Linked DNA regions of Homo sapiens: region 2 is linked to region 1. The links are chromatin loops, found by intact Hi-C in ENCODE. Cell type or tissue: heart right ventricle. All regions are shown on one strand. Each heading gives the region's core, and the rest is flanking DNA. Links, peaks and the distances in the headings are about the cores only.

Region 1 (15,473 bases), core at 4,526-12,525:
AAAACCACAAAACTAGATTCCAATAACAAAGACCTAATTATTTGTCTTTGCACCCTTTAAGGAAAACTAGAGGCCAAAGCTAGAGAAGCATCCACTAAGAACATGAAGCTGTTGATAAGCACATTCCTGATTGCAGATTAAGCCTTTGGCCATTTATTATCTGCACCCACTCCAAGTTTATATATTGAGTCACTGTAAAAGTGTCTTTCGGGCTACATATATGACTATGTGCCACATTACACATAGTTCTGACTCCATGGTCAGAAAAGTTGCTTTAAATTATATGAGGCTGGGCCGGGTGCGGTGGTTCACGCCTGTAATCCCAGCACTTTGGGAGGCTGAGGCGGGCAGATCATGAGGTCAGGAGATCCAGACCATCCTAGCTAACACAGTGAAACCCCGTCTCTACTAAAAATACAAAAAATTAGCCAGGCATGGTGGTGGGCACCTGTAGTCCCAGCTACTCAGGAGGCTGAGGCAGGAGAATGGCGTGAACCCAGGAGGGGGGGCTTGCAGTGAGTCTAGACTGCACCACTGCACTCCAGCCTGGGTGACAGAACGAGATTCTGTCTCAAAAAAAAAAAAAAAAATATATATATATATATATATATATGGCTGGATTCACTGGTTTGCTTTAAGTATAAGTGAGACAAAATTATGTCCTCCATGGCTTACTAATGTGAGCACCTAAACCTGTGCTCTGGTGGGCATTAGGTCAGCAGGTAGTTACTAAGTCCTGCCCAGTACCTAGAACATCATGGAGGATGTGATCTTGACCGACTCAGAACACTCAGCTGTAAACAATTAAAAAATATTGAGTCTCCATTAAAAATCTTCTGTTTTGTGTCAAAAGTTTCAGGACACCAGGAAGGCTGGATTGATGTGAAAAATGAACAGCAGGGTGAGTTGAGCATGAATTTAATATGCCAGCAGCAATACCATGCTGCAATAGATGTGGTGAATTAAAAAGGGCTTTGAATGAGAAGACAGCATTTGAGTTTGAATCAAGGCTCTGTCTCTCCAGCAGTTATCAATTGACCTTGGGCAACAATATGGTGCTTGGTTTTCACACCAACACACAGAGGAAGGTAGATTAAACATTCCCAGTTTACACTAACCCCTGAATGGGGGGTCAGGGAGGCAAGATGGAAAGAAGAAACAAAAAATTGAGTGACTCTGTGAAAGGAGAGGTTTACTGAGGAATCAATAGGATAATCTTAGAATAAAAGATCATGAATAGCATTGTTGAGATACTGAGATGAAATGATAGTGCCAGGTAGGTACTAAATAATCAAAAAATCTTAAGTAAGGGAATAACATGGTACTAGTATTGTTATAAGGAGATGTGAACCATGAATTCAGAAAGAAATTAAATAGAGTAGAAACAGGAGGATTTTTCAGTAACTCAATGTACTATTCTGTACTATTATAATAACAGCAAACGTATTAATTTCTTACTTTAAGTATTTTATATGCATTATATCTTTTAAGAAGCCAGTGTAAGAGACGGCTCAGCAGAAAATAAATAAATGAATAAATCAGTAGGTCTTACTTGATCATACAGAAGCTAATGTAAAAATGAGTCAATCACAATACAAAGTTTTGAGTCTGAGTACACCAGAATGATGATACTATTAAGTTCAGGGTCACCAGTCAGTTTGGGGAAAAAGATGTGGTGATAACTTTTAGCCAAGTTGAATTTGAGAGAATTTCTCTAAAGGAATATAAAAACTGGACTAGCAATTTCTGATCTATGCTTCAGAGAAGAGGCCATTTATGCCCTGAAAGCACATGAAATTTCCAAAGGAATAGAAACAGAGACAGAGCAACCTGACCAATGGGCTTGGTCTTAGGCAGAAGATGATCACAGATCAGCGAAGTGAAACCAAAGGAACAAAAAAATAGTGGGAAGGCAGTGAATGGTTATGAAAACCAAGAGAACGGAGAATTACAAAAAGATTGAGGAGAATGGACTGGGAAAGAGATCAGTAGGAAAAATTGCTGGAGAGTTCAAGGAGGGTTGCTTGAGTCTACACCAAAACTGCAGAATTTAGCCAGAAAGTCTAAATTAAAACTTTCCTTTACATTCACCAAGGTACTGACAATGGACATTGAACTTCAGTAGTATGCAAATTGGGGTTGTATCTTCATACTGCTCAATGAAACAGGTAAAATTGCTCCAGAACACTTTGTAGCTTAAAATCTTTCAAGAGAGAAATGAAACCTATTTCTGTTACATAGAATTAGAAATATGGAACAGATTCTGGTGATCTGGTGACTGCTCCAACTGCTAACCCCCAGCCCCACACTCCATCCCTCTTTCTGGCTGGCTGTGCTCTAAAGTTATCTTGGTTTCCATCTTCCTCTGCTTAAACTATTTGGTTTTATTAGGAAGTTGTTACCACTTGCAGGCCCTCGGGAATTTTTCTAACCCACTCATGGTGGCCCTACACACTTCTAGCCAGGAAGACATAAAAGGAAGTCTGCTAGGAACCTTCCAGGAAAGCTTTTCCTGACTAATAAAAAGAAACACAAGGAACAATCTGACTTTGTCCTTCTCAGACCTGGATGGGGTGCCAGGAGCTACTGCATCTATCTTATCACCATGAGGAAAGTAGCTTCTGTGGCTGAATGGCAAACCAGAGAGGTAGAAGGAACCTGGATCCAGGACACCAGGATTGAGCCAGTCACCAAACCATGCCTTATCTCTGGGATTCTTCTTTTTTTTAAGCTGTTGAAGCTCTCTGTTACTTGTAGCTGAATGCAGTATATTATAAAAACAAGATTACTTCTTGGCATTTTCTCTCTCATTCTTAATTTTCTATTATTACGTTTTATTCAGCTTTTTGTATTTTATTCCAGTGGAATTCTTTTTATAGAAGATAAAACTACTCTATACAAGTCCAAATTCTAACTCCTAATTTTGTAATTATTCTTACAATTGAATGCTTAGCTGATGACATTGGTTGGTGGCAGGTGAGAGGTAAGGAGAGTACATGAATAAAGGAATAGTTTATTATTCCCCAATTTTCCTCTCTATTGTCATGGAAGAAATTTGAAAGGTACTGTGTATAGCATTATTTCAGGGGAATTACAATAAAACCCAAAATCTTTTTTTTTGAGACGGAGTCTCGCTCTGTCACCCAGGCTGGAGTGCAATGGCATGAACTCGGCTAACTGCAATCTCCATCTCCTCCGTTCAAGCAATTCTCTGCCTCCGCCTCCTGAACAGCTGGGATTACAGGCACCCGCCACCCACCACGTCCGGCTAATTTTTCATATTTTTAGTAGAGAGAGGTTTTCACCATCTTGGCCAGGCTGGTCTTGAACTCCTGACCTCATGATCCGCCTGTCTCTGCCTCCCAAAGTGCTGGGATTACAAGCGTGAGCCACTGCACCCAGCCAAAACCCCAAATCTTTATATAAATTTCTCAAGCCTTTGTTTTGGGCTCCCATTTTATGGCTTTTTTTTTTTTTCAGGCATGGCACTTTCGTTACCATGTACAAGCAAAGCCCCATTGTTTAATATAGCTCTCTAATGAGAAAGAATAAGACTATGTATTGGGAAAGAAAATTGTACATTTTTATGTGGAAGTTTATAGACTATTACTTCTAATTGAAAATTTGAAGTTCACCTTTACAGTTAAGGTGAAAGCAGAAAATCACACATTATGTCCCTCTCTGACATAACAGACTCAAGTAGAGAATTAGGCTTTGACAAAGTGTAGCACTTACATATCAAAAGAAACATAGAGTTGGCATTGTCCTCAAAGGTTAAATTTGAGTGAAGTCCAGTGTCTATAAAGAGGACATCTGCTGAAGGAAAGGGCTTATAATTCTTGGATTTTTTTTTTTTTTTTGGCCGAAATGGAAGTTGAAGAGGAACAACTATGAAACAGCTTGCCCAGGTAATGGGGTACTGGGTTCAGGAACCCATTTTGGTGATCATAGTTTTCCCAAACTAAGAACTTTGCTGTGCAATCCAAGAGGATGCTTCAGAGCAGACCTGAAGTGTTTCTTTAAAAAATTTTAACAACTACCTCGGATAAGAGTTATGGTAATTGAGCTTTATACAACAATATTATATTTAAGAGTACTCTGAAATCTGCTGTTTCAATGCTATTAATTTACCCCATGAATTCTCAATAGGGGCAATACTGCCCCCAAGGAAGTGAAAACCAGTTATTGGGAGGGGAAGCATGAAAATATTAGTTATTACATAAAATATAGAAAGTTTATCTGTGGTATCAAAATTTGATGGGAAAGGAATTAGGAAAAAAATCTTCAAACACTGTGAGAAGATAACGATGAATTTTAAAATTTAGTCTATCCAAGGGTTTATTTACTGTGTAAAGGAAAAAAATCAAACCTGCTACTAAGTGGTCCATCAGAAGCCTCCAGAAGCCCCTCAGTGACACAGGACATATCATATAGAGTCTGCATTGGCAGAAACTTGCAACTATGTATCAAACATGTAAGCCTCCTGAAACTTTTTGACAGTGGATGTGAATCGGACTTTTCCCATTGTTTCAGAATTGCAGCTCAAGCTGTAAGGCAGGGATCCCCAACCCCTGGCCAGTGGACTGGTACCTATCTGTGACCTGTAAGGAACCAGGCAGCACAGCAGGAGGTGAGCATTACTCCCTGAGCTCTACCTCCTGGCAGATCAGTGGTGGCATTAGATTCTCACAGGAGTACGAGCCCTACTGTCAACTGCATGTGCGAGGGATCTAGGTTGCACACTCCTTATGAGAATCTAATGCCTGATGATCTGAAGTGGAACAGTTTCATCCTGAAACCATCCTCTACCCTCACCCACCATCTGTAGAAAAATTGTCTTCCATGAAACCAGTCTCTGGTGCCAAAAAGCTTGGGACTGCTGGTGTAAGGTTAAAAATAACACTGCCAGTGCCTCCTAAGCCTATCCTGGGCCTCTGACGATGTGATCAGCCAGCTCTGCTACATCCTCTTTCCTTCCAACACTTACATAATCAGAAGATACAGGGGAGAGAGGGAATTTCAAAACAGTTTAATGAGGGCTTGGCCTAGGAGGAAAGGTCAGGATTTTCCTCAGATGGGAGCAAGAGGAAGCTCCCAGGAAGATGGGATGAGGAATATCTGTAGCTGGAAGAAGCTGACATCTCAATTCCTGGTTGTAGTCCAGCTTGGGAAGCCAGCTTGTCTCCTTTTTGTCTATTTGAGCAGGTGGAAAAGGAAGTAGAAAGAGAGAAAATTCCACCATGAAACCTTCTAGACTCTCACTACTTGGCCTGTTTTACCTGTATCTTCCATCAGTCATTAAGATACTGCGAAATACAGTCAAAGGAATCATAATAACAAGCGATAACAGTGTATCTACAGGAGAGGAAGCTAAGGGGATTTCAAAAGAGGTCAAAACATAGAACATCTCTCCAGCAGAGAACTGGGAAGTAGGAAGATCCCCCCATGTTCCGCTTACTGCCTTACATAGTTCACTTAGGTTCCCTCAAGACAGTAGCTAGGCTACTGTCACACAGAGGCGCATTGATAGCCACAGGAAGACCACAAGATCCACCTAATGAAAAATAGTTTTGTCCTTTTAATCTTCACCTTCCTACTTAACCCTGAGGAGCTTAAAAAAACAGGGGTGGTGGGAAGCAGTAGAAGGGCAAAACACAACCCCTTCCCTCTCCAAGTCCAGGCCTGAGAGGAGGTAAGCTCTAAATTGAACTTGCAATAGAAGTGGTAAGCTGGCCTAAACTGGACCTGCCGCCTTAATACATAGACCTCCCCCAGCAAACGCTGAGCTTTAGAACAATAGCTGTCTACCTGCCCCACCCTTGTCACTCTAGTGAAGCAGGATATTTTCCTGACCCCTTCATGAGACTTGTGACAGGGGTTCCTTGTTTACTCAGCCCTGCAGCTCTCAACGCCTTGCAGGAGGTAGCATAGAAGCGAACAAGGCGGGAACTGGAGTGCCCAAGTGTTGGAACAAGCTGGCTGCTTCGGTGCTGGCAGGGGCAAACTCCAATCACTGGGACCCGCTACATTCCACCCCTCACGGAAGGGAGCACGCAGGTGAGTAGGTGCAGAAGCCGGGTGAGCACTTTGGGGCACTGGCAGGGGCAAAATCCTTGCAAGCCCCAAGGCAGTGTCCACGGGGATGCCTGCGACCCCTGAAGCCCCAGAGGGAGTGTTACAATGCTCTTTTAGCTTGGCCATTCACGGACAGCTTAGGTGTTAACAGCTCAATGGACCCTCTGCCTTTTCACATGAGGTGGCTGCCCTCCGCCAGAAAGGGCAAAGGGCCAGTGGGACAGCTTTGTATCGACACCGCGGCTCCTGAGTTCTTGTCCAGCATCCAGAAAAAATGACGTTGCATGAATGAATTGAAGGATGGTAAATGCGGGGGATTTTTTTGCTGATGAAAGTGGTTCTCAGTGTGAAAGGGAGCCGAAAAAGGGATGGGGTGGGAAGGTAATGTTCCCCTGAAGTCCAGCCATCTCCCGCTGGATTCTTCTCCAAAGTTATGCTGTCAAGCTGTCCCTCTGAAGTCAAGACACTTCTCTCTGACATCCAGCTACAGACCCCAACATCCAGATGCTTCTCCTCTCTGTTGCTCTGGTTCTGCTGGATTCTGGAGTTTTTTTGTTTGTTTTGTTTTGTTTTTTGTTTGTTTGTTTTGACTGAGTCTCGCTCTGTCGCCAGGCTGGAGTGCAGTGGCGCGATCTCAGCTCACTGCAACCTCCGCCTCCCGGGTTCAAGCGATTCCCCTGCTTCAGCTGCCCGAGTAGCTGGGACTGCAGGCCCGCACCACCAGGCTTAATTTTTTGTATTTTAGTAGAGACGGGGTTTCACCACGTTGGCCAGGATGGTCTCCATCTCCTGACCTTGTGATCTGAGGGAGGGGCCATGGGTGGTTTAGGAAAAGGCAGCATTTGAGCGGGAAAACTGGTATATAAGTTCTCACTTTGGGGCGTGGTCTCAGGTTTTTCAGCTTGAGGATGGGGTTTCGCCAGGGACCCGCCCCTGCCTGCCTAGAATTTATCTGCCTCCTGCCCCCATCACTAGCACCCTGCTTAGACTCTTCAATCAACAGACCATTTAGGTAAATCTCATTAAAACTGAGGAACAACTTTGACTTTCTCCGGAAACTTTTAAAGTAAAAAAAAAAAAAAAAAAAAGGGGGTGGGTGGGTGGTTAGAATTTGGTTACTATCCTTCATAGCTGTATAGTTCTTCTTTCAATACACTGGAAACCTTAGCTTAATGTTAAAATCCTTTTCTAAGGATGTTTCCCCATATTGTAAGACTGATTTAAACACAAAGAACCACAGGACTGTTTTCCATATGGCTGGGGGTGTTGTTTTCATTCTTAAGTACTGCTTCACAAACTTTATTGGCCATAAAAATTGCCTAGGAACTTTGGATCTTGTTATAAATATATAGCTTTTAAGAGCATTATGGACTGAATTATGTCCCCCTAAAATGATATGTTGAAGTTTTAACCTGTAATATATATTTGAAGATTGGGCGTTTAGGGAGGTAATTAAGGTTAAATGAGGGAATAAGGGTGAGACCCTAATCCTATGGGACTGGTGTCCCTATAAGAAGAGTAGCAGATGCCATATTTCTCTCTCTGTGCACATGTACAAAGAGGCCACTTGAACATAGACAGAGCTAGAAGGTGGTTGCTTGCAAGACAGGAAGAGAGGCCTCACCAGAAACAGAATCTATAAGCACCTTGATCTTGGAATTCCGGCCTCCAGAACTGTGAAAAAATTAATTTCTATTGTTTAAGGCTTCAGCCTGTGGAATTTTGTTATGGCAACCTGAGCAAACTAAGACAGAGAGGCCTTCCTCTGAAGTCCCGAAATTACTAAGTCTGAGATGGGTCCTAAGTGTTCATCTTGTTTTTGTTTTGTTTTGTTTTGTTTTAAGCTACTGAAATGGTTTTTATGATCTGGCAAATTTGGGAGGCACGAGTTGATGCGATTATTTTTATGAACATTTTAGTGTGTACCTATTTCAGAATTATTTTCTCACTCTTTATGGATGTTTCTCCATTTCAACAAACATTTACGGATTCTTACTTTTCTAGGTAGTGAGAATACAGTGGTGAATAAAAATAAGAGAAGATTCCTCCCTTTCAGAATTTGGCATTCTAATGGAGATAAAGATAATATTGAATAACATACATCTATTATTTAATGTCCAGTAGTGATAAGTGATGTAAAGGAAAAAAAAGACAGATAAAGTGTTCAGAGAGATAGGAGAGGTGGCAGAATGGCTCTTTCTTTGGAAAGCCAAATAAAGCCTGCCTGAGAAAGTTACAATTGACCAAGACTTGGATGAAATAAGAAAGCTGTGTGAAAATACTCAGAGAAGAGCATTTCAGGCAGAGGAAAAAGCAAGTGCAAACTAGTTCTATGTCTCTTAGGAATATGACAAAGGCTAGGATGCCTAAAAATGAGGGAGTGAGGAGGAAGAGAATGGGAGACAATCTTGAAGAAGGAGACAGGGATTGAAAGATCAGGCATTGAAAACACAAGGTAAGAGGCTGGATCGTAATGAGAGCAGTAGAAAGGTGTGGTCTGATTTATTTCTGTGTGGTAATGCTAAGGGAACAAGAGGGAAAACTGCAAACCAGTTAGGAGGCTACTGCAATTAACAGACAGGGTTAACTCCCTAAATATGGAGTTTCAGTGCATTTTAGTGTGATGTAATCAGTAGGAATAACCAGGTCAAAGAAAATTAGGAAACCAGAATCTTGCCTACAATTACTGCGATAATCTTATGTTTATTATCCTACACTTACCATCAAATTTGTAGACTGTTTGTGTTTATTCTTTCTTAGTAAAGACCCTAAATCTATACCTTCTTTTTATGCAAGAAGGTACCTTGGATCTCCCAGCCCTGTCCTCTGACTCTGCCATCAGGACATGCAAACAACTGACTTGCTTTTCATAATGTGTTTTAGTAATGAGAGGAGATCCATGAAGCACTTCCCACACTCAATTCACAATAACTCCTCCAACATTTTCCAGTTGCTTGTTTAGGTGGAGTTAGAAATACCTTCATTTGAATACAATGGAATTGCACCTGTAAGCAATTTACCTATCTCCTGGCAGAACTCACCAACTAGCTCAAACACAAAATTTCCAAATATCCACTTTTAAAGTGTTCCCATCCTCTTCATATGACAAAATGATTTGAAAAATGTGTTATTGTGTTTTAGATTGGGATTTTAAAGTGATTTAATTATAGCCACAGAATGTTGGGTTTTATGTATCCTATCGACAAATCTAAAGCTGTGTTTCTGAATTTAATGTTCTCTAAGGAGGTGTTGAGAGTATACTGGCTGCTCTTTCTTTTGGCAAAATCTTGATACTAGGTACAAATGCTTCCAGTGGTATTTTTGGACCATTCTATTTTTAACCCTAATCCTTTCCTTTGCTGTGGTTATGGCCCTGAGTCCTTAAATTATAGGCTCTCCTGCAGTTTCAAAAAGCTAATTCACACTACTGTGTGCATTAGAAAGGTGGTATATATGATATTCCACTAAGGGAAACCCTAGGAACATTAAACTCCTACTAGTAACTGGTCACGAGTCAGGGCTAGAACTGACACTAGTCATTTTTCTTCACTGACAAGTTTTCATTATGTGGCTTTCCCAGAACAATTTAGAAATTGATCTGCAACTGATGGAAGCTGGGATGAATTGGGCGCATAAGTGAACCCAAAGCATCAGAGCAAAGTCAAAGCGAACATCTGGCTCCAGCTTTGAGTACAAGGTGAGCAACTTCCCTTCTCCCTCCCCTTCCCCCAAACCTCCTTTTGCACAGGCAGCAGGGGCAGATTTTAGTCTCCGCAAAGGAACTTCTTGCTTTGGGGACATCCCTCGGGTCTGTAGAGGTTCTGTAAACTTTTCTTTCATCTTCTGTTTACTTACCTCTTGCCTAAATAGGTCAGGGGTCCACAACCCTGAGAAAACAAGTCCTCACTATGCCTCAACTGACATTAAAGAAAGGGTCTTTTGTTTTGTACAAAACTGTGAAAATCTGGTTGAGAATGGAGAGCATTGATCTGAACTGCTTTGTGTCATTCTGACATTCTTGGGGTCTGTGGGATTACCTACAAGTGTGCAAGGGTGGTGTCCTGCAACCCTGGGAAATGCTTAGGGAACAAGATGCTTCTAAGGCTGTTCTGGGGGATTGAGAGATGTCAGAATATGTTCTCACCCAAGGACAGTGAAGGATGATAATTGAGACACAGGCTGATAGAGTTTAGACAAATAGATTATTTTGTTGTTTATGGTGGCCATAGTGGAGGTGGTGGTGGTGGTGGTGGGGTGTGTGTGTGTGTGTGTGTGTGTGTGTGTTATGGGATGGAGGTAGAGGTGAAGGATAAAGGGGATTGTCTGGAATGAAGAAAGATGGGGCCCTTAAAGAGAAGCCTAGAACAACCATGCAAATAGGAGTTTATTTAAGCCAAAAATAGATTACCTTTTTACTCATTCCCTTCAGTGTTTGTGAGTCAGTACCCCCAAGTTGCCTGGAACTTGGTAAGACGTTCCACGGTGTGTTCCCTCCTCTAACAAGAAAAGTGATGGCAGCAGTTATGTTTTGAACAGCTATCGTGAACGAGACAAAGTGCTAGAGGCTTTTTTGGAATCGTAGCTAGACAGCAACTGTGAACTTTGACTCAGCACAGTCATATTCGTAAGAATTGACTCATAATGTAAATTATGAGATTAGTTGAATTAACAGGGGAGTTTCACTCCCAAATTTTCTTGATTGAAGAGGGTCATCTCCACACACACTAGAAGTATATTGGAAGTGCTTCAAGGTGACCCTGTGCCACAATGGCAGAGCAACAGAGCCCAGCCTTGAGAGCAACCTACTGGACGCTGTCCCACCTCTCAGGCAGCTGCTCGGCCAGTGTCTACCAGTCTCTATTGTGACTGGCCTTAAGTCCACAGCTATGCAAAACTCTGTGCTCCTCAAGACAAGAGTGGGAGGCTGGCAGTGCCTATAAAGAAAGGAGCTGAGACAGATCTGAGAAATGGAGTATTTTGGTGTGAGATCCTCTACTTTATAAACACCGATTTTGAGGCTTATGCTTGTAGTATCCCTATATTTTTTAAATAAATGCTTTTGTCATTTAACAATGAGCCAGTTTAGTATTTTCCATTACAGAGTCCAAAGACAAATTTTCCCACCTGGCTCCAGCAAAGTGATAGTGTATGCAAAGGCAATCATTCTGGTACTTGCTTTGATGGCAATTTTGTTAAGAAATTAAGGGCTAGAGGAGGAACTTTGTTTCCTTGGCCAGTAGGAAGTATAACAGGCCAAGAAAATTAATACAAAAAATAAATTGACTAAGAAGTATATCTTAATTGAGTTTTTAACATATTAAATACCCAGCTAATGTTATTATTACAAATAGTAAAAAATACTTTAAGCCAAAGGCCAATTTTTTTTTTTGTAATTTCTCCTTTCACTTACAAATCATGTTAATGGCAGGCTTGGTTGACAATAACCTTCTTAGTGTGAGATTTGGAAGCAACCGCAGAATCCTCTTTTGGAGATGATAAAGAAGAGATAAAAGGTGAATTGGAAAGATCCTCTCTGAAGGTTGTGTGGACAGAAACCCCAAGTAAATTTCAACTTCAATGGAATATTATGCACATGGTTTCAGCCCAAGTCCTTTCTTTCTTTTGAAGGCCAGGGTTTGGATATGAGTGAGTAAGGTGCCTATAGAACAGTTCCCCAATTTGGGAGGCTGAGACAGGCGGATCACCTGAGGTCAGGAGTTCGAGACCAGCCTGACCAGCATGGAGAAACCCCTTCTCTACTAAAAATACAAAATTAGCCGGGTGTGGTGGTGCATGCCTGTAATCCCAGCTACTTGGGAGCCTGAGGCAGGGGAATCGCTTGAACCCAGGAGGCAGAGGTTGAGGTGAGCCGAGATTGCACCATTGCACTCCAGCCTGGGCAACAAGAGTGAAACTCCATTTCAAAAAAAAAAAAAAGAACAGCTCCCTGTTGACCTAGCTTTAGTGCATGTGACTTACCTGAGGAATGGTGGTCTTAGTTGAACAGGATGCTGCTCAAGAAGGGTTTCCTGGGAGAATGAGTAAATACATGAATGAATCCGATCATCTTTGCCCTTCCAAGAAACAAGCTTTTATAAATGTAAAAGCTGATTTCAATTGTAAAGAGAAGTGATTCATATAACCCAGGTAGGTTAAAGAGTTACACCCACCTCTAGTCATTGGGAGTAAATATGCCCCTTGGAAGATTTGAAAGGCCAAAGAGCTCAACTGGGTTGTCTATCACCCTTAATGACTGATATTAGTCAGGTGATGCCAAGCCCTCTTGTTAGTATTTGTCTAATACTAACAACCTCCAGTAAGTTGTCCTTTCCAAGTTGTCCTTTGCACTTTTCATTTAGTTAGTCTTCAGGGACACTAGACATAACCAAAATAGACCAAAAATAACAATTTTAATGTTATGAATGAAAATGATCAATTTTGTTTTAATTTTGACTGGTTTCTGGTCAATTCCATATTATGGAAGTGGAAATGATTCATCTTCACTATAAAATTGTAGGAGACTACTAAGCAAGTAGTTTAGCTTGTCAGTTTGGGTACCAATACTTGTCCCTTAATTGAAAAAGGGTATGGCTGGTTATTTATATATGAGAAAATAGTATAACATTGTTGCTGAAACCACTTGAACCCCTCCCAAGCATCTATTTGGACTACATCCACGTGGATCAAAACATTTACAAACATTCACAAAGCAAAAAACTACTAAACTGTAAAGTAAGGAAATTCCCCACCACCTTTCTTAGGGCAACATTATCCTTTAATTGAAAAGGAAAACAAATCAGTGTAGTTTACTACATTGTCCAAATTGTCATTGAATAAGATGATAAATGTCAGAGGACTTTGAAAAAATTATATATAAAACTTTCAAAAATGTAGTATGGTTTCATAATTATTAGTAAGTTTCAATTTGATTTGGGGTCCTTTGGAACTGTTTTTATTGTGTACTATTTGAGATCAGATGTCTTGCTGGGTTGTATTTCTAAATTATTAACATTGATTTTTATGCTTAGAGATAATTTGATTATGTGTGCAGTAAGAGAAACATCTAGTTATTGGTCCTGTGTCTACACAGGAGCCAGCAGTCTTCCGGGCAGAGAGTGACCTATGGAGAAATTTGCGAGTGAAACCATAAGGATGTGGGAATCATTTCTAGGTTTTTTGGTTCCTAGTCTTTATTTTCACCTTTGCATAACAAAACAAAACTTCTTCAACTGAAATTAAATCTCTACAGGTGGTGTCTGGAAGCATAGTTTAAGGTCTGTATTTTCACCTTTCAGCCAAATTAATTTTTTTCTAAAATCATGTGTCAGAAATTTTCACATTTTTCTTAGTCTATGAAACTTAAAGGTCTCTAAAACTATTGGTCCACTCACTTATTGCTGCACTGCAATATTAACCAGGTCTTTGATAGGTAAAAAATAATAGAAATTTGACTACATCAGGCAAATGGTACAAATGAAACTCAATTCCAGAACTTTATGTTTGAGCAAAATTTCTTTCACTGCTTTCTAGGGCCACTTCTTCTGCTGGGCTTGGTGTTGAAATGGTTTGCTCAGACCCTCCCTAAATGTCTGCAGAGCCTGGGCTAGAGATGCAAATGGAGACATATACATTAGACATATTTTAAAGTTGCACCTCAACGTAATAAATGATTAAGTAAAACATGTACTAGTTTTCTATCTTGACACAGCCATACCTTCATAATGGTAAAATTTTTAAAATAGGCTTAATTCTGCCATTTTTATATGACTAGAAATTAAGAAAATATTACTCGTTATTCTTAATGATCTAAAAAGGTTGAGGATAATACGTAACTATAACCAAAGTATATCATATCTGCGTGTATCTTAATAAAAAGTGTAAATTAAAATTGAAATTTAACAAAGTTAATTTTTTGTGATTTTCACATTTTTTCTAAAATATTCAAAATATATAAATTGTAATTAACTTTTGTACAGTTTTAAATAAAAGTACTTAAATAAAGTTAACTTTTATCTTATTTTTTGAAAACTATTTAAAACTTATCAAACCTTTCATAGAAATAAAGCTATTACTATACTAGCACTCAGTGTCCATCCAGTGATCCTTGTAAAGAATTTGTATCCTACTTCATTTATGTTCTATCTGAACCTAAATATGTACAAATTTAAGAATAACTGAATTGTTTAATATTGCAAAATATTTCTCAGCCACTGTATCCAACTGTTCTAAGAATTGTGTTAAGTCATGTGTTCTTCCAGAATTATGGATGCAAATACAAAACAGAATCAATAAAATGAGCAGGCCGCACCAGCTGAGAAGGATATCTCATTTTGGGAGAAGTCCTCTACTCCTGCTTTCTGAAAAGATTTGACAAGTTGATGAATTTGTCTTCCCTCCTACCTAAGTGCATCTGCTGCTCAAATAGCCCTTGACTACAAAGCAGTGCCCACATCTTGGGTCAGCAGCCTAACAACCTACATACCTAACAGCCTTTGGAAGCAACTGATCATTGTCTTGGGGTAATAGAGGGAAGCATTTCCCTGGGGCCTGAAGAGGCTTAGTCACAAGAGATGTTTAGGTCATAGGTTGCATTGTGCCAGAGCTCAGCTCAGAACTATAAGTGACGAAGTACCCTGGTGTCTTTAGTAAAGTTGAGCTTCTTGTGTTCGTAATATTTGGGCCCACAGAAGCACACAGGTACAGGACTGGAGCCCAAATTTGCTTGGCTCTAAGGCATGTATTGAATGTGAGCCTGGAGTTATTGGGAGTCACTATGTGGGGCTTGATGATGAAGACAACACAGTGCAAGGCAGAGAACGATGATAGCAAGAAACTGATTCATGATGAAAATGTGTGAATTCCAAATCCCCAAGACCAGCCATTCCCTTGAGATTTTAATTTGATGAGATAATATATTACTTTTCTTTTCTTAAGCCATTTTCAGATGAGATTCTGTCATTGCAACAGCAGCAGTCACCACTGGTGTAGCAAGAAACCATTCTCTTTCCAAAGCACTAACCACCAGGAAGTGTCTTGCTAGCTTTGGCCTCAGTTAGTAGGATGTGGATAGGAATTAGAGAGAAACCACTGGGCTTGTCTTTTAGCCTCAAATTCAGGGTCACATATGGGGTGGCATCTCTTCTTGCCAGTATTACCCAACCACCCCATCCCTACTTTTGCCTTCTGGTTTTGATTTTCCTTTCTCTAGATGTCAATGCCACTTTCAATGCAGAAGTGACTCTATTAAGAGGACTGTGAAGAAGTTTGACTATGCAAAGAAGTCTTGAAAGAGTTCTTTGAAAAAGCATCATAACTGCCCCACTGACATATTTATTCATTACATGTGGAATTTCTTAAAAGGGATAAATACCTAATTTCATGTACCACTCTAGAAGACA
Region 2 (15,473 bases), core at 3,228-11,227, 130 kb before region 1:
TAGTAGAGACAGGGTTTCACCACGTTGGTGAGGCTGGTCTCAAACTCCTGACCTCTGGTGATTCACCTGCCTCAGCCTCCCAAAGTACTGAGATTACAGGTATGAGCCACCGTGCCCAGCCCACAATTATTTTTTATTATTTAACAAATAATCGGGAAAAAAGACTAAATATTGAAAATTTTATATAGTTAATACATTCTTAGGATTTTAAATATGCAAAAATAAGGAACAGTAATAAAAACAAACTAACAATAAATAAAACTCACCCATAATCCCATCAACAATTTCTATTGTTTTTGGATCACTAACATTGCATATTTGCCATTTTTATTCAACTCTTTTTATGCTGTAAATTAAGCATCCTTCCATTTCCTTAATAATTATTTTTGTAAATAATTTTAATGGCTTCTTTATTTTCCATCATGTAGATATATCATAATTTAATTAGCCTTTTTTCTATTTTTAACATGTGAGTGGTTTTCATTTTATTCCTACTTTTATAAATAACAAAAAAGAGTATGTTTTGTTACTTTTTAATTTTGATATAGTTTCAAGCTTTCAGAAGATGTGAGTTTATTACAGGAAACTCCCATATAACTTTTACTCAAATTTACAAATCATTTATATTTTTACTCATTTGCTTGATTATCCTCTTTTTCTCTCCTTTTCTTTCTCTCTTATGCATACGCGCGCGCGCACACACACACACACACGATTTTTTTTTCCTAAACTAGTTGAGACTAAATTGTCCCTTTACTCCTTAACACTTAAATGCATATGTCCTAAAAGCAAGACTTTTCTCTTACATAACACCAGCACAGTTTTCAACATTTGGAAATGTAATATTGCTATAATATCTTTATTTAATCTCTAGTTTATTTCCGAATTCTTTTTTCTGTTATTTTAAAATTTTATTTTATCTTTAACTTTTATTTTAAGTTCAGGGGTACATATGCAGGTTTGTCATATAGGTAAACTTGTGTCATGGGTGTTGTGTCACCCAGGTACTAAGCCTAGTACCCATTAGTTATTTTTTTCTCATCCTCTCCCACCTCCCATCCTCCACTCTTTGATGGGCACCAGTGTCTGTTGTTCCCCCACTTTGTGCCCATTGGTTCTCATCATCCAGCTCCCACTTATAAGTGAAAACATGCAGTACTTAATTTCCCATTCCTGAGTAAGTTTGCTAAGGATAATGGCCTCCAGCTGCATCTATTCCTCCAGAAAATAAGATCTTGTTCTTTTAAATGGCTGCATAGTACTCCATGGTATATATGTACCACATTTCCTTTATACAGTCTGCCACTTATAAGCATTTAGGTTGATTCCATGTTTTTCACTATTGTGAATAGTGTTGCCTGGGACCTAATCCAGCACAGTGGAGAATTTTTTCATATGTGAAATTTTATTTCAGTTTATGATGATCTTCTTAGGCTAGATTCCTGAAAGGAGGATTATTGGGTAATTAGACATAGACATTTTTACAGCTGTTGGTACAAATTGCTGAAAGTGGTAGCCATCTGACCTAAGCATCCTTGGCTGGTCATCCATGACTGGACTTAAGCATCCTTGGTACAGTGCACTTGTTGGTACAGTGCAGAGTGAATCAGTGGTGGCTCTGCTGCATATGAGTTTCCTTAACTGCCCAATGGATAGCAGTGGCTACCTCAAAGGGTTAATAGTCTTAAACATAAAGTGATAACTAATTGGCATTTATGTTATTGTATATACTTAGGAAAAAAAAACTTCTGGGCTATGTTTCATTTTCACGAAGAAGATAGAATTCAGGAGAAAATTTTATGAGTGGAGAAGAATATACGTGGGGAATATATTGAGGTTGCCTGGAATCTATTTGTGTGAAAGCCAGGGCATAGCAACCAAATAAAGGGTTAGAACTTGAGGCACAAAGAGCAGGGAAAGACAGTCAGAGCCAGTGGCAGAGATTTGGGGAAAAATTTCAAAAGATTTTGAAGGAATAACTAAAGATATATTAGGCAAACTAGGAAACAATCAAACATATATGTACCTTGAAAATCAATTATTGATTCTTCATTTTTCATCTAATAAAAATAATATTATATCTTTTATACATCAAGCATTGTTTTCGTGGTGTAAATACAGTGAAGAATACGATATGATCTTTAGTTCTCATGGCCTCACCATACAGGTGAAAGAACAACACACGTTAAATTGCAGACATCATCATTTAATAAATTGAATTAGGGCTAAGAAGGAACACACTGGTGTGGCAGGAGTTTACAAGAGGGAACCACTTCTAATCTGTGATGTGGCTGTGATTAGAAGGTGGTGTAGGATAGAAGAGGATTCCAGGCAGAGGAAGCAGGAAATGATTTGAAAGTTCATGCCTACTTCAGATTATGTAAAGGGTTAAAGAAATACATCTAAAATTCAAAAGCATGGGAAATACATTGATTCATTCATTCACTAAACAAACTTATTAAGTGTTACATGCCCATGTAGGGAATGCAAAAGACAGGATTTTTAAATCAAAGAGCTCCCAGAGGACTTGACCCCAAGGGAAGCAAATACCAGACTCAGAGCTGCATAAGACCTTGGTTTCTTGTAGGAGCAGGGAGAAAAGACTTCTGCCTGGTCCACACATGGTAGCAGGAGAAAAGCTTGGGAAACTGGTGCCAAACATAGATAAGCCAGCAGGTGGTGAAAACATGAGGAACCGGCAGGATGCTCCTAAAGGGGAGGGCGCATTTGGTCCTGGAAAAGGTATGATCAGCACCAACAAAGCCATATGGAAAATAGCGAGTGAAATCTGGGCAAGAGTCTCAGTTCCAACTGTGTCCAATCTGTGGCCCATATACAAAACCTGTCACAAGCCCAGTCCTACCTAAGGCTTGGTCCAAATAATTGCAGGATTTTATTTCTTTTCTCTCAAAGGTATAGGGCAAGTCAAGGAATGTGAAAATAGAGATATGACCTTCAACATTGACACCATCCTTCCTGGCTATCTCTGCAGCTCCCAGAGGTGAGAGACAGACTGGAGAGCTTTCAGGGGGCAGGTCCACCCATGGGGACATCCATGGGACAGGCTGAAAGGCACCTCAGGAGCTTGGAGGTTAAGAGAAGGAGAAAGGCACATTCACAGGGTGCACTGATGTCTTGAGTTCGAGAACCAGGCCAAGGAACCAGAGACTAAACAGTTAAAGAACAGCTCATTTTAAACATAAATAAAATTCCATCTACTCTACGTATTTTGTGAGCAAAAATGCAGTTCAGAAAAGCAGATTTGGTGCTGTGCTAAATGTTTTCATTTTTTTTATACGCTCCACGTTAGAGCTTGTATTTTCTCATACCTCCAAGGCATAGTCTTTTATGGCTTTAGAGATAAAAGATTTACATTTAAATCACGCTTTCCCCATGCCACATTCTAGCAATAGCATTTTAAGTTCTACTGTTCACCTAAAGGTCAGAATGCCTTTTTTTTAATGCCTACATATGCTACCACCTTAACCAAGTGAAGAAATCCTTTTAGCTTTAATTGTCTAAATATTATTTATAGTTTATGTAATATAAAATCCAAGGGATTCACAACAAAATGGAGACAGGAAAGTGCCATCCTGGGACTGTTTTGAAGAGTGAAGATATTGCATAGGTCTAGGACTCCAAATCCAGAGTCTCTATTATATTTGTGTGTGTGTGTGTGTGTGTGTGTGTGTGTGTGTGTGTGTGTGTGCCACATATACCATCAGGTGACTGTGTTCCAAGCTAATAGGTTCTCCTGAAAGGCATGAGATGGACAATCAGATAAGACCCTTTTGTTTCTCACTATTGCCTTGAAATTTACTGGCTGCATAATTGTTAATTTTATCCTTTACTCTTTTTTCCTGCATAAAGAAGATGGCAGGAGAAAAACAAAAGAATTGTCTCCTATGCCTTATTTGGAAATGGAATCGTGGGCTGTCTTGTTACAATCATGAACATCCATTGCAAAGCCCATCTACCCAATTGTCCAGAAACTTGAAAGTAAGGAGGTGATATGCCATGCATAGACTTTCAGGATTTCATGTCCTTGTATTCAGGACAATTGGGGGAACAAATCTCTCAGACAAACAAGTTGACTTTTACCCTTAATCCTGTAATTACAACTCAGTCTATGTTTTCAAAATTGCACTTACAAGACAAAATGGGAGAATAGCTTGCTTCTGGTTCTGAATCTGTAGTAGAATGTCTATAAGGAGCATGTGTCCTATTTTTTTAACTACATAAAAATTATCTTTCTTAATCATCTGTAGGTGAAGAATGGACCAGAGAATAAGGGTATGTTTCCAAGAGCCAAGAAAGAGCTAGGAAGCTAAATACTAAACCAACTGATATTTGCATTCAGGAATGGTGTGATGAGAACCCAAGCATTTTAATTGAAAGAGTAAAACCAAAAAAGCTCAAGGACAAATCATACCAAACAAAAGGAAAAGAACGATCATTTTAAAATTTTTATCATTTGTACTTCATTAGTCCTTGTGCTTATTATTTATTAATAAATAAGACTTGATGAGAGTTTTTTTAAGTATGTGGAAGTTTATTGCTTCTGTGGCCATGAATGTATTGAATTCCTCTATTCTAGGGTGTTCTTAGGGTAAAAAAAATCGACTGCAGATTAGAAGTAGTTCATGCCTTTGTTTTCAGTGAATCTTGGTACCAGAGGGAGCCCATGACGACATGAAGTTAGAATTTGACCCATAACAGTTACTCCAACCTCTCTTCCACTTTAACATCTTCCTGCCAAATGATCTTCTAAAGAAAAGAAAAAAACCCCACGAAGCTAGAAAAGGAAACCACTTTGTCTACTCTGGGCAATCAGTGGATACAGCACTTCATGTCAAAGGAATGTGGAGGGAATGTTTAAACTGTAATATTTTCACAGGCAAAGAACTTCACAAGGACCCAGAAGGTCAAGACTGCATTGATACCCACTCTTTTCAGAGTAATACTGTCTAGAAAAGTCCAGTGAAAATATTTAATAACTGGTTCTGGTTAGACATCATTTTATAGTCCTATCTAACAAAACTACTATCCTTTCGGATTAGAGAAAATGTTTACTTATTCAGAGTTGCAGAGTGCTACCTGGGGACAGCCCTAGGCAAACCATAAAGTTGAGGAATTTTCCTTCAGTTCTGTCTGACCTTCTCCATGCTTCTTCCATTTTATTCCACGTCTTCTTACCTGCCCTTCTACCTTTACCATTAAATATCTGATACTCTTGAGGACTCTCCTTTACTTTTCCTACCCAAACTTACTCTCAAGAAGGCATTCAACTTAACATTTGAACCTGAGTGTGAAATTAAATCAATTATCTTTCCTCTGTTTTTTTTTGTGTTTTTTATGTTCCCTAATTTAACCCTTTCTAAAGATATTCAAGCATAAGGAAGTGGTAAGATGAAATATTTTAGCCGTTCAAAATAAAATACTTGCTGGCACATGGAAATTAGACTATCTGTTGGTGGTTTACTGTCTAGTCTAGTTTCCACAGAATGACAATATTTACATTTGGTGTCATCATAAGAGCCCCAGAAACATCCAAGGCACTTATATAGCCCCCTAATTGCTTAAAATACATCACTTATTTGAATATTAGTGACAAATATTTTCTTGGTGACCAAGGAAAGAAGCCCCGGGTTCTCAGACTGCACATGTATTGCACGAGACCTGAGTATTCTCAGGATGGAGCGGGCATAGTAGATGTGGTATTTTTGTCTACTGAACATTCTCTGTATGTCCAGCCCTCTTTTTGTCTACTGAGCATTCTCTGTTTGTCCAGCCCTCCTTTCAGTTCTAATCCATGACTACATTTAGGGAAGGCATACAACGCAAAGCTGGGAACTCAGGTTACTCCATCCCTGTGACACAAAGAAATTAGTGGCTGAACAATTATTTTACCCACAATTAACCAGTGAGAGTCATCCCCTGGGATTTGATTATCTCTTCCTAGAAGACACTATCTTTCACTGGAACTGATATCTGTGAGGATGATGGAAGCTTGCAGCCTCCTGAAACCATCTCATGGGGAAAACATGTGTAAGAATCAAGCCAACACAAAGCAAAGGAGAACTGAAAGATAAGGAGACATGTATCTTACGGATGTTTCAGCCTTTGCATAAAGTCAGGTTTGAAATCTGCCACACCTCTGGGCTCCTCAGTACATGCTAGTCTTAAATTAGTCAGTTGGGTTTTTATCATTTGTGACCAAAGTACTACTTAACCAGGAACGTCATCAGGGAACCTATCCTTGAAGATGCCAAACAATGAATTACAGCTAGGGACACAGAACAGATACAATTGTGTTGAAGCCAAAACCAAGGTGACATTGATGTTACCCTTTGTTGAGTGCCTGCCTCATGACAGATGATTGCAGTGTTACAGACACATGCCCTCTTCTACCCCATCTCCGGCTTTTTACTGATAGATGATTCCTGATTGACAGTAGAAACACATTCCCAGAGTGGACAGCAAAGTGGAATGTAACACCAAGTTATTTTTTTCTCCTGTTATTTAATAGTGCCTGATTGAGCTGGTTCCTCTTTGTCAAGTGTCATTCAAAAATCACCCAATTGTTGGTCCACCCTTGCTTGGTTGTTGATGAGAATGCCATGTGGGCTGGAATCAAAGCCTCGCTGAAATTTGTCTATTTTACATCTGTTCCTGGCTGGGAGCTTAATGAGATGCATGGCATAATGAGATGTGTGTCTGGAGTATGTAATGAGATTCTTGATTCAAGTGCCTAATGAAGCCTATAGCCTAATGAAATGTATAGCATAATAAGATGCATAGCCCGAATGTATAGTACAGATTTGAAAATCCTTTTACAAAATATCACTAGGCATGCAAAAGTTTCTCCCATCTGTATAAGCTCCACCCACGTTTCTTTGGAATTCTTAGCTTGTCATTTCTCAATGCTATTGTCATTTTTGTCATGGTTATTTCTCATATCCAAAGCTAACAGAACATAAGCACTGGCCCTCATCAAATATAATAGGTAGTCTGAAAACACAGCATAGAAATTTTTTCCTCTTGAAAAGAGAAAATCATATCTTTGTTTCCTTCCATTCACTTCCTGATTTTTTAATATAAGCAACAATATCAATGAGCTGTTGCCTAACAAAATACCTAAAACTTTATGGCATAACACAAGTGTTTATCACTGCTTATGAGTTTTTGAGTCAGCTGGGTGATTCTTTTAGAGTAGACTAGGTGATATGGTCTGGCTCTGTGTTCCCACCCAAATCTCATCTTGAATTGTAATCTGAATTGTAATACTCATGTGTTAGGGGAGGGGACTCGTGGGAGGTGATTAGATCATGGGGGCAGTTCCCCTATGCTGTTCTTATGATAGTAAATAAGTTCTCATGAGATCTGATGGTTTTATAAGGGGCTTTTCCCCACTTTGCTCTGCACTGCTCTCTCCTGCTGTCATGTGAAAAAGGACATGTTTGATTCCCCTTCCACCAGATTGTAAGTTTCCTGAGGCCTTTCCAACCATGCGGAACTGTGAGTCAATTAAACCTCTTTCCTTTATAAATTACCCAGTCTCAGGTATTTCTTCATAGCTGCATGAGAATAGACTAATACAGTAAATTGGTACCACAAAGAATTGGGTGCTGCTATAGGGATAGCTGAAAATATGGAAGCAACTTTGGAACTAGGTAACAGGCAGAGGTTGGAACAGTTTGGAGGACTCAGTAGAAGACAGAAAGATGTGGGAAAGTTTGGAACTTCCTAGAGACTTGTTGAATGGCTTTGACCAAAATGTTGTTAGTGATATGGACAATGTAGTCCAGGCTGAGGTGGTCTCAGATGTAGATTAGAAATTTGTTGGGAACTGGAATAAAGGTAACTCTGGCTATGTGTTAGCAAAGAGACTGGCAGCTTTTTGTCCCTACCCTGGAGATCTGTAGAATTTTGAACTTGAAATAGATTATTTAGGGTATCTGGCAGAAGAAATTACTAAGCAGCAAAGCATTCAAGAGGTGACGGAGCCTAAAAGTTTGGAAAATTTGTCTTTTTATGATGCAGTAGAAAAGAAAAATCCATTTTCTGGGGAGAAATTGCTGCAAAAATGTGCATAAGTAACAAGGAGCCAAATGTTAATAGCTAAGACAATGGGAAAAAACATCTCCAGGGCATGTCAGATATCTTTGTGACAGCCCCTCTCATCATAGGCCCAGAGGCCTAGGAGGGAAAAATGGTTTCCTGGGCCAGGTCCAGGGCCCCTCTGCTGTGTGCACCTTTGGGACTTGGTGCCCTCTGTCCCAGCCACTCCAGTCATGGCTAAAAGAGGCCAAGGTACAGCTCAGGCCATTGCTTCAGAGCATGCAAGTCTTGGCAGCTTCCATGTAGTCCTGCAGGTGTGCAGAGGACAACGATTGAGGTTTGGAAACCTCCACCTAGATTTCAGAGGATGTATGGAAATGCTTCGATGTCCAGGCAGAAGTCTGCTGCGGGGCAGAGCCCTCATGCCAGACCTCTGCTAGGGCAGTGTGGAAGGGAAGTGTAGGGTTGGAGGTCCCACACAGAGTCTCCACTGGTACACTGCCTAGTGGAGCTTTAAGAAGGTGGCCACTATCCTCCAGGTCCCAGAATGGTAGATCCACCAGGTGCTTGTGTTATGCACCCGGAAAAGCCGTAGACACTCAACACCAGCTTGTGAAGGAAGCTGGGAGGGAGGCTATCCCCTGCAAAGCCACAGGGGTAGAGCTGCCCAAGGCCAAGAGAGCCCACCCCTTGCATCAGCATGACCTGGATGTGAGACATGGAGTCAAAGGAGATCTTTTGTATCTTTAAGGTTTAATGACTGCCCTATTGGATTTCAGACTTGAATGGGACCTGTAGCCCCTTTTTTTGGGCCAATTTCTCTCATTTGAAATGGGTGCATTTGTCCAATGCCTGTACTCCCATTATATCTTGGAAGTAACTAACTTACTTTTGATTTTACAGGGTGATAGGTGGAAGGGCCTTGCCTCATCTCAGATGAGGCTATGGATTTGGACTTCTGGGTTAATGATGAAATGAGTTAAGACTTTGTGGAATGTTGGGAAGGCATAATTGTGCTCTCAAATGTGAGAAAGATGAGATTTGGGAGCGACCAGGGGCAGAGTGATGTTGTCTGGCTCTGTTCCCCCACACAAATCTCATCGTGAATTATGGTCTAACTTGTAATCCCCACCTGTTGGGGGAGGGGGGAAGGAACTCATGGGAGGTGATTAGATCATTGGGGTGGTTCCCCCATGCCATTCAAGTGAGTGAGTTCTCATGAGCTCTGCTGGTTTCTGCCCTACACTATGCACTTCTCCTTCCTTTTGCAATGTGAAGAAGGACATGTTTGATTCCCCTTCTGCTATGCTTTTATGTTTCCTGAGGCCTTTCCAAACATGCAGAACTGTGAGTCAATTAAACCTCTTTCCTTTATAAATTACCCAGTCTCAGGTATTTCTTCATAACAGCATGAAAATGTACTAAGACACTACGATTGCTTATGTGTTTGTGATGGGCTACAAGTCAGCTAGAGTCTCTGCTGATCTTGACTGGGCTCTCTCACATCTCTGCAGGTCACCTTCCTGTAGGCCTGTCTAGGAAGACATTGGCTGGGGCAGTTGAGATTGCCTTGATTTTGTTTCTCATTTCTTAAGAACTGACTACGACTTAATCTAACAGCAGTCAGGAATCCAAGAGGAAGAAGGGAAGGCTGCAGGATATCATAAGGCATAAGGTCATCACACTGTCATTTCAACCATATTCTTTTGAGACAAAGCAAGTCACAAGGCCATTCCATAATCAAGAGATTAAGAAATGCAGGCATAACTTGGAGATATTGCAGGTTGGGTTCCAGGTCACAGCAATAAAGCAAATATTGCAACAAAGTGAGTCACATAATGTTTCCAGTTTCCCAATGCACATAAAAGTTATGTTTACACTATACTGGAGTCTAATAAGTGTGCAATAGCATTGTGTCTAAAAATGTATATACCTTACTTTAAAAATATTTCATTGCTAAAACATTCTATCATTACACGGCCCTTCAGCAAGTCATAATCTTTTGGCTGGTAGAGGGTCTTGTCTCAATGTTGATGATTGCTGACCAATCAAGATGGTGTTTACTGAAGGTTAGCATGACTATAGAATTTTCTTAAAATAAGACAACATAAAGTTTGCTGCATCTATTGACTTTTTCTTTCACCAAAGATTTTTCTGTAGATTGCGATGCTAATTGTTAGCATTTTATCTACAGTAGAACATTTTTCAAAACTAGAGTTAATCCTCTCAAACCCTGCCACTGCTTTATCAATTAAGTTTATATAATATTCTAAATCCTTTCTTGTCATTTCAACAATGTTCACAGAATCTTCACCTGAAGTAGTTTCCATCTCAAAAAACCATTTTGCTTATCCATGAAAAGTGAATTCTCATTGATTAAAGTTTCATCATAAGATTGCAGCAATTCAGTTGCATCTTCAGGCTCCACGTCTAATTCTAGTTCTCTTGCTATTTCTACCACATTGCCAGTGACTTCCTCCACTGAAATCTTGAACCCCTCAAAGTGATCCATGAGGGCTGGAATCAACTTCTTCCAAGCTCCTATTAATGTTGATATTTTGACCTCCTCCCATGTATCATGAATGTCCATATTGGCATCTAGAATGGTGGACCCTTTCCAGAAGGTTTTCAATTTACTTGGACCAAATCCATCACAGGAATCAGCATCTGTGGCAGTTTTAGCCTTATGAAGTGTATGTCTTAGTATTGACTTGAAAGTTAACATTATTCCTTGATCCATGGGCTGTAGAATAAATATTATATTAGCAGGCATGAAAACAACATTAATCTCCTTGTACATTGCTGTCAGAGCTCTTGGGTAACCAGGTGGATTGTCAATGAGTAGTAATATTTTAAAAGAAACATTTTTTTCTGATCAGTAGGTCACAACTGTGGGCTTAAAATATTTAGTACACCATGCTGTAAACAAATGTGCATCCAGGCTTTGTTGTTGAATTTATAAAACACAGGTAGAGTATATTTAGCACAATTCTTAATAGCCCTGAAATTTTTGAAGTGGTAAATGAGCATTGGCTTCAACTTAAAGCCATCAAATGCATTAACCCCTAACATAAAATCAGCCTGTTCTTTGAAGCTTTGACGACAGTCATTGACTTGTCTTCTCAAGCTATGAAAGTCCTGGATGATATCTCTTTCCAATATAAGGGTGTTGTGTCTACTTTGAAAAGCTATTGTTTAGTGTAGCCACATTTGTGAATGATCTTAGCTAGATTTTCTAGATAACTTTTTAGAGCTTCTACATCAGCACTTGCTGCTTCACCTTGCACTTTTATGGTACGGAGACAGCTTATTTCTATAACTCCTATGTCACAGAGACCTCACAAACTCAACCTCTGTTAGTTTCCAAGTTTTCTTCTTCAGCTTCCTCACCACTCTCAGCCTTCATAGAATGGCAGAGAATTAGGGCCTTGCTCTGAACTAGGCTTTTGCTTAACGGAGGGTTATGGCTGGTTTGATCTTTTATCCAGACCACTAAAACATTCTTCATATCAGCAATAAGGCTATTTTGCTTTCTTATCCTGTGTATGCTCAAATAGGAGCAATTTTAATTTCCTTAACTAACTTTTCCTTTGCATTCACAACTTGGCTACTTGGTGCAAGAGGCCTAGCTTTTCACATGTCTTCCTCACTAAGCTTAACCATTTCTAGCTTTTAATTTAAACTGAGAGGCATGCAACTCTTCCTTTCACTTGAACTTTTACAGGATATTGTAGGATGACTGATTAACCTAATTTTAATATTGTTGTTTCTCAGAAAATAGGGAGGCCTGATGAAAGGGAGAGAGATTAGGAAATGACCAGTTGGTGGAGCAGTCAGAACACATACATTTCTTGATTAAGTTCACCATCACATATGGGTTCAGTTCTTGGCTTCCCAAAACAACTACAAACAAACAAAAATGCTAATAGGGGTTACAACTAATTTTTCTTACAACATTTGGAAAATATTTGATAGTAGACAAGATTAGGAATCTACCTCATTATTGAATTAAAATTGAATATTTTTTCATCTTTTTCATGGGTTGTCTCTAAGATTATTGAAGATTGTGTTTTGCCAAGAACTGTGGGTGATTGGCCCCAGGGATGAGGTGTGTGTCGCATGAACCTGTCCTAAAATTTCTGAAGGACTGTGGAGAGTTTTAGCAGTGTGTATCTCATTCACGATAGCCTTCTGGATAAAACCCAGGGCACTCTTTTGAAAATTTATAGGGACTAGTCTATCCAGCAGTTTAACAGCTAGTCTATTTTTTTTTTTTTTTTTAGCATACCCCAGCCAAGGTTCTATCTCCTTCCCATCTCCCAGACTGAATATCCATTATCTCTCGAGATGCCATTACCCTCAGATGCCTCAGATTTATTTGTCTAGCTATTTTATAGAATAAAGGCCTGATAGGGTCCTCTTTAAATACACATTCTCACCACATTTTAGAAACCAGCAGTTGGTCCCATCATTTCCCTAACTTAAGATTATGCTTTTCTATTGCATGGAGATCATAAATTTTACTCTCATGTGCGTTTTACAATTGTGGAAAGGAATGAATCAAACACAATACCCAAATACCAGAATTTTTTCTGATTTATTTTCCAGCTGTGCTTTCCTATCCACGTGATAGTTTATTTAGATACATGCACACATGAATCCTCTGCAAAAGTGCTCAATACAGACTTGTGGATATGTGGACTAAATAGTTTCATTATTTAATTCAAAACCTGGCATCAATCTGCTTAACCTGATTAGCTCATCTTTGCCTAGCTTTGCTAATTAAATATCTTTTTAAAATTTCTTTTTGTTTCATGAAACCTCTAGGTATAATAGCTTTTTTAGATAATAGAGTTTATATTATCTCTCTGTTATCTATATGATATATATCATCATGGAGCAGTGGCCCCTAATCAAACACTAGTTGTGTCTTTATATGCAAAGTGACTACAGCAAATGATAGCAATTAGACGTGCTTGTATTTTTGTAAAGGCCTGTTCAAGTCTAAAATGTGTCTGTAACACATTAGGATTTATTTTACATAGGTAAACTGCTGACACTGATCAAATCATCAGATTGCTACCCAGTCTCTACTTCACTGTTTGCTGGGATGAGTCGCAAGTTTAGTTGCATATATCTCAAAAAAGTTCTGTAATCCATTTCATTTCCGTGCATAACCAAACCCACGTGGTATTTACTCTTTGTGTCTTTTTATGGTAATGCTCAGGCTCAATCTGTGGCAGCTTAAGGGATGTACACACAAGTCAAGTGGCAGAGCTGGCAAGATCCTGGGCAGAATAAATGCAGATAGCATGGAAGGTAAGCCTTGGAAAGGATTGGAAACCAGGAAAGCTGGTGGATTTCAGTAAGGGAGAAGGGAGAACATACACTAGTTCAGAATTTCTCAAAATGATAATTTCATATTACCTGTAGGAGAGTCACCTGAAAAGCCCGATAAAAATATATTTTTTCTTGGCTCCTACCCTCCCTGCTTAATCAAAATCCTTAGGGAAGGTCTCCAGAAATTTATGGTTTATCAAGTTCTCCAGCAATTTGTGTGCATTTAAAATTTGAGAACCAGTGTACTAGACTTTGAACATTACTAGTACACAGTTTATATACAATCATCATTATATTCCCAGTGACTGGGCAATTTGTAGATGGTGATTGAATGAATAAAGAAATGATCAAACAAATTGTATTGATACCAAGATCATTGTATGGTTACTATACAGTCTGTTAGTGACATAGCCACAGGTTAGAAATGCATGAATGTAAGACAACAAATCAATGAGTGCAGCCATCAGCAAAGAAGAGCTTGATACTGAGCCAAATGCTATTAAAGTGGTGCTTTGTGCTGGTTACTTTCTTGCATTTTTAGATTGTGTAGAGGGACAGGCATGGGTTTGGAATGGAGGCCCCCTTGACTCTTCTGTCCACAAGCAGTTTCAGTTTTTATACCTAAAGAGGCCTACTGAGGTATTTTCCTAAACAATTAACCGTCTCCCCTAAGACATATTATACAAAAGAAGTTGCAATATTTATTTTAAAGAAATATTGAATATATATTATTTTAAATAAATATATATGTCTTTCTTAATTTTGTTTAATTTACCCTCCTTCAGTCTTGACTGTATCCCTGTTCTTGATGAGTGTCTTATTTTTGTTTTCAAATAACTACAAATGACTGTCATACTGAATTGAGTGTGTATCACAGATTGGCCTTCCTAGGTTGTGTCCTTCCAACCTGGCTACCACACATAGTACCAATGTGTTAGTAATCAGAGATCACAGACGGTTTAGGGCAGAAAAAAACCTTTGAGATAACATAGAACAACTCTATCATTTTACATGAGGAAACTGGGGTCCAGGGAGGTTCAATTCTTCATCCAACATTTTACTATACAAAACCATTGCTCTTCTACTATGTTGTACTTGCTCATCAAGTCATGATATAGATTCTATTGTTAAAATAAGTAGCGATTTTAAAGATTGTGCTTTCCTTGTTAATAACCCCCACACAAAGTCACAGAAACAGGGTAAAGTCCATATTTCATCATAGCAATATCTGAGTAAATCAGCTTACCAGTAACACTTTGGGTACACTAATAAAATAATCTGACTGAATATAATCTAACATATTATTTTCATAAAGTACATACTTTCCTAAGTCAATTCATTTAAGAGAGAATGATAGAGACAGTTTCTAAAGTCAAGCAAAGACCAAATTGTAATTTGGGGTTAAACTTACAGGTGACAGAGACAAGCTGCTTCTCTGTTGTTTAAAATAGCAGTTTACATCAGGAGTTTACAAATTCTCAGAGAAAGTCTTATCAATGTAAATGTCAGAGAATTTGTTGGCTGTGCCTTTTACTTTTAGCAAACATGTGGATCCCATTCCCTTCATCCGTGGAAATACAAGACTGTATATTTTAATTCATCTGAAGTTTTACCACAGAGTCTATAAATATTACATAACAAATCTGTGCATTACTACTTTCTTGTGCATTCAGGATACATCTCTGTCATCATTATAATCAACCTAATTGGGCAAGACTTCCTAAGTGAAGGCAATAACATTTGTTTACTTCATTGTAGGAATGTGCTCGCTGTCTGGTACCACCACATTTAAATTAGTTTTTATCCAAAACAGAGAGAAATTCACCCTTCAGTCAGCACAGTCTGTTAATTTGAATGTGTTTAAATTAACTACGTTCATGCCCTGTAGGAAATTCTGAGAAACTCTGCTCTTTGTCCTTTTGCAAGAGAACTCAATGACATTTAGACCTTTTCCTTGTTCATATTTTGCAGAGATTAGAGAAGAGGTAGCCCTCCTCCTGTTTCAGAGGTGTCAGGTCGCATGTCCAAAGCTGCTCCAGGTGCCATGTTCCTGGTTGCAATAGGAGTGGCAA

Evidence for each region. Hi-C counts contacts between places; a loop is a spot of excess contacts. Peaks named below come from ENCODE experiments on the same cell type or tissue, not always from the same donor. Only the 100,000 strongest peaks of a DNase experiment are listed, where the experiment ranks them.
Region 2: a loop joins it to region 1, with 4 times the contacts of the local background. A loop is called at or near these places in 2 of 110 quality-filtered maps.

The regions. Positions count from the first base shown.
Region 1 is chr2:220,931,343-220,946,815 of GRCh38, reverse strand. No RefSeq gene overlaps it. Among named protein-coding and RNA genes, the nearest start is that of EPHA4, 630 kb to the left of the region's middle. In heart right ventricle, for the core only: no CTCF peak of the experiment used is centred there; no DNase peak of the experiment used is centred there; H3K4me3 peaks cover 2,036 bases; H3K27ac peaks cover 1,701 bases.
Region 2 is chr2:221,064,724-221,080,196 of GRCh38, reverse strand. No RefSeq gene overlaps it. Among named protein-coding and RNA genes, the nearest start is that of EPHA4, 500 kb to the left of the region's middle. In heart right ventricle, for the core only: no CTCF peak of the experiment used is centred there; no DNase peak of the experiment used is centred there.